2 separate regions of the Homo sapiens genome follow, and region 1 is linked to region 2. A link is a loop called in an ENCODE intact Hi-C map of the cell type or tissue named here. Cell type or tissue: thyroid gland. All regions are shown on one strand.

What was found. A loop is a pair of places that touch in the nucleus more often than their neighbours do. Peaks named below come from ENCODE experiments on the same cell type or tissue, not always from the same donor. Only the 100,000 strongest peaks of a DNase experiment are listed, where the experiment ranks them.
Region 1: it touches region 2 in a loop (3-fold over the local background); 84 of 110 quality-filtered maps call a loop at or near these places.

What each region holds. Positions count from the first base shown.
Region 1 is chr1:234,708,269-234,710,768 of GRCh38, reverse strand. It overlaps LOC124904556 (a long non-coding RNA gene), which reads right to left and starts at 1,412. Exons shown (of 2, transcript XR_007066953.1): 1 at 1,331-1,412. RefSeq lists enhancers at 351-851, 852-1,352. In thyroid gland, no CTCF peak of the experiment used is centred here; DNase peaks (open chromatin) are centred at 184, 1,058 and 1,572; H3K27ac peaks cover 2,500 bases.
Region 2 is chr1:235,078,246-235,080,745 of GRCh38, reverse strand. No RefSeq gene overlaps it. Among named protein-coding and RNA genes, the nearest start is that of LINC01348, 9.7 kb to the right of the region's middle. In thyroid gland, a CTCF peak has its summit at 988; a DNase peak (open chromatin) is centred at 935; H3K27ac peaks cover 2,500 bases.

The DNA.
Region 1 (2,500 bases), 370 kb after region 2:
CTTAGAGGTGACATTGCCGTCGGTACAAGGTGAGGGGTCCCTGAACTCTAGAGGAGCACATTTTACTTAGCTCGTCCAAGGTCTCACAGTGATGGTAATAGCTGTAGCACCCTTGCTCCTGTTGACTGACCCAGGACCTATGGCATCCCACTGAGTCCTCCCCTCCCCCACTGCCCCGCCCATATGATTCTGGGAGCTTCCAGCAGGTGGTTCATATGTGTTCACACACCTCTCTCCTGCAGCCCCTTGTTGACGCCGCTTGTTCATGAAATCTCCACCACTGTTCCTGTATCTGGTGCCCTCCAAATGAATGCTATTGTATGTGAAGAGTGGGGATCCCCACCCAGGGCTCCTCAAAACTGCCTCTTGGAGGGGCCCAATGGCCATCCTTCCTTGAGGCACTGGCCTGGAGCAGTGCTGTGTCTGGCTTAGATATGAGAGGCTGTTCCTCATCCCAGCTTTATGGGTCATACTGAGCTGAGCGCTTATGCCTTCTAGAAAGCAGTTGCTTCTACCTCTGCCCAGACCCTCAGCACAGGCCTGTCCTGGAGCAGAACCTGTGGTGCCCTGCATTTCCCCTGGCCCTGGACAAGACTCCCTGGGGCTGACTGTCACCATCACACAAATCATCTGAGGCCAACAGATGGCTGGGGTGGGGCTGGGCAGGGCAGGCTCCACGTCCCAGTGTAGGCCCAGCCTGAGCCCAGTATCTGAGGACAGTGGTGACTAGCAAGATCCGCATGCCGGGTGGCTGGTAATAAGAGCAAAACTGAATTCTCTCTGAGCAACAGTTGCTCAGAGAAGGCCCTGGAGGCCTGAGGCTGGCAAAGAGGCTTTGCAGAGAAGGAAGTACTGGAGCCTGAGGGAGGCCTGAGGCTGGCAAAGAGGCTTTGCAGAGAAGGAAGTACTGGAGCCTGAGGGAGGCCTGAGCCTGGTGCCTCCTGTACCCCCTCCTGAGCCCCTGCTTGCATGGGTGTCTCCTAGCAACTGTGCAGGGCACTGGGACACTTCAGGGCTCAAGTGGCGAAAGGCGCTCACTTCAGCCCCGTCTGTTTTGCCTGTTGCCTGAGGTGACCTTCACTCTAAAGTGCTTTTGCATCCTGACCAGCAGCCCCGGGCACAGCGGTCACCCCGGTGGAGTCAGCGGCACCATGAGAGGCGCTACCCAGGAACAGCTCTGTGCACCTTGACTGCTCACCGGCCAAGCCCAAGTCCCTGAGCCTGCTCCTGACACCCAGTCGGCTTGCTTCCCCGCCTCATCTTTGACTGCTCTTCCTTTCAGTCACCCCTCATCTTCCTTCTACTTCTATGCAGGTCCAAGCATACTTACTGTGGCTTATTTTGTTCCCTCTGCCTGAAAGAGGTCTCTTCACCTGTCAAACTCCCGGGTACCCTTCAGACTGAGATGATTGTCCCCTTGAATGTGAATTTCCCTGAGGCAAAACTCACCGGTTCTGCTGCTGCGTCTGTGTTCCTTCAACCCATTCTCCACACAGGGCCAGAGCCATCTTAGCTCCAGGCACGTCACCAGTTCACGTCCCAACGAGTTTAGAATGAGTTCACATTCTTTGGTGGCCACATGCCTGCCCTACTGGCTCATCTCTGACCTCACTCTCACCATGCTCCTCTTCCTTCTAGCACCATCGGCCTCCTGGCACTTCCTGGAACTGCCTCAGGTCTTTCCTCTTGCCTCAGGTCCTTTGCACAAATGATTCCCTCCTCTCTTTCCCTGGAATTCTCACTGTGTATCTTCCAGATCTCTGCTTAAATGTCGTCTCCTCAGACAGGCCTTCCACACCTTCCTCTCCAAAAGAGGTTCTCACCATTGTCTCATTATAACAAGGCTAGTCTAAGTCCATATATGCTGCTATAACAAAACACATAGAGGGGGCAGCTTGTAAACAACAGAGATGTATTTCTCACTGTTCTGCAGGCTGGGAAGTCCAAGGTAAATGTACTGGCTAATCTAACGTCTGGTGAAGACCCACTTCCTGGTTCATAGGTGGTGCCTTCTCACTTCATTGTCACATGATAGAAGGGGTGAGGGAGTTCTCTGGGTCCCTTTTATAAGGGTGCTAATCCCATTCAAGAAGGCTCCACATTCATGACCTAATCACCTCCTAAAGCCCCACCTTCTAATACCATGACCATATGGTTTTTGCTGTGTCCCCACCCAAATCTCTTCCTGAATTATAGCCCCCACAATTCCCATGTGTCATGGGAGGGACCAGGTAGGAGGTAATTGAATCATGGGGGTGGGTCTTTCTAGTGCTGTTCTCGTGATAGTGAATAAGTCTCACGAGATCTGATGGTTTTATAAAGGGGAGTTTCCCGCACAAGTTCTCTTCTCTTGTCCACTGCCATGTGAGAAGTGTCTTTCACCTTCCACCGTGATTATGAGGCCTCCCCAGCCATGTGGAACTGTGAGTCCATTAAACCTCTTTCTTTTGTAAGTTGCCCAGTCTCAAGTATGTCTTTATCAGCAGTGTGAAAACGGACT
Region 2 (2,500 bases):
GCAACTTCCGCCTCCCGGGTTCAAGCGATTCTCCTGCCTCAGCCTTCCTGAGTAGCTGGAATTACAGGCATGCACCACCATGTCTGGCTAATTTTGTATTTTTAGTAGAGACAGGGTTTCTCCATATTGGTCAGGCTGGTCTCGAACTCCCAACCTCAGGTGATCCGCCCACCTCGGCCTCCCAAAGTGCTGGGATTACAGGCATAAGCCACCGCACCCAGCCTCTTTCTTTCTTTCTTTTCTTTCTTTCTTTTTCTTTCTTTCTTTCTTTCTTCTTTCTTTCTCTTTTTCTCTCTCTTTCTTTTCCTGCCTGCCTGCCTCCCTTCCCTTCTCTTTCCTTCCTTTCTCTCTTTCTTCATTCTTTCTTTCCCCATTCCTGTTGAGTGCACACATTTTCTTTACTCATTTGTCCATAATGGACATCTAGGTTGCTTCCCTATCTTGCCTGTTGTGAACACGGGAGTGCAGCTACCTCTCCTAGGTGGTGATTTTCTCTCTTTTGGGTATATAACCAAAAGGAAGATTGCTGGATCATGTGGTAGTTCTATTTTTAATTTATTTAGGTGGTTCCCAGTTCTTGCTGCCACTTCCTTTTCCTTGGAGAGATGAGTAGGAGACAGGCTGAGGATACCCATGAGCTGTTTAAGAAGAGAGCCCCGCTGCCCACAGCTTGCATCCTAAATCTCAGGCCCCACAGCTCTATGCCCTACTTACCTCCCCTGGCTCCCCTTCCTCCAGAGGAAGGAGAAAATGGGAGGGCTTTGCTATGAGAAAAGCATTTTCCCCAAACAATTACCAGGAAATACTGTCTCGATTGCTATTCCTGACATGTGCTGCCCTCTTGGCAGAGTTACTGGAAGGCTTATTACACCTTGCAAATGCTGATGGGGCACAGTTCCCAGAGTTGGAAAGGCTCACCCAGCGCAGGCCGCCAAGGCCTCTTGGTTTCCTCCCACAGGTGCCAGGTGTGTGCTCCACACCCCTCTGTTGGCCAACCTTGACCTTGAGCAGAGGCCCCGGCCAGCTCTCCCAGCCTGCTTGCAGGTGGGAGGCCATTCTCTGCTGACTCAGGCCCAGACTGGGGCAGGTGCATGCCTTCAACCCCGTGAGTAATACCGGCTTCTCATCTTCAAAGGGCCTTCCCAAGATTAACCAATTAGTCACCCCCAGGAGAGCTACAAAGCAGGTTATTATTGTCTTTATTAAGCCCATGGTGGAGGAGGGAAGTAAGTGGAGTCCCTATCCCAGGTCAGTGAGAAAACTGGCAGATGAGTGTGTGGATTTGGGCACAGGAGATGACAGCCACTCGGATTTCTCAGGGTGTTGGGGTGGGGGACGAACCAAAGGCAGGTAAAGTAGAGGCTGGAGCTTCTCACTGGTCGGGGTGGGAGAGACCACAGGGAGTATGTGGGGAAGGACTGAGAGGCTTAGGCTGATGGAAAAGGGCATCTTACTGAAACCAGAGCCAGTGGATGAAGAGACAGTTTGGCCTCAACTGACCCACAGAGGCCTCTGCCCTATGTTCTAAAGGATTCAGAAAACCGCTGATTGTGCTTGAGTCACTCTGCCTCTCTGAGACACCCAGATATTTGTGAAATGAGCCTTGGAACACTTTCCTTTTTGTATCTGTTTGAGGACTTTGATGGACTAAAAATGATCACAACACACGTCATTCAAGCACGTTTCAAATAAAAAGTGTACTATGAAAGCTTAGAAGGGAAGAGGTGGACATTGTTCTGGTTCACTCTGAGCCACAGGTGTGTCTCCTTCAGGTGCACGATGCAGAAAGTTAGAGGGTTTTAAAAGGTAAATCCAAGTCCTGGTGACAGAGTGAGAACCGATGCACCTTCTGGAAGCCAGACAGCAGAGTGAGCCTTCAGTCAGTCCTGTCTGCAGCTGCTTTTTATAAACTTGGCATAAATATGTGCTTGGGAACACCAGGACAGTGTGTCTGGAATATATTTCTACCATTAGAAAACACACACATACATCACACATAACACACATGCACATAACACACATACATACAACACACACATACACGCACACATAGCACACACAAACACAACAAACACAACATGCATGAACACACACAACACACATACACACAACACACACATACACATATGACACACATATGCACATACTCATACACACATAACACACAAGCACACACATAACATACACATACACACATAGCACACACATAACATACATACACACCACACGTAACAGACATGCACATAACGCACACCATACACACACACATAACACACAAACACAACACACACAACACATATGCACACACACAACACACACATACAACACACACAACACACATACTCATACACACATAACACATATGCACACACATAACATATAACATGCAACCATAGCACATACATAACCTACACACACATACACACAACACACACATACACATATAACACACATACACACATACTCATACACATAACACACAAGCACACACATAACATAC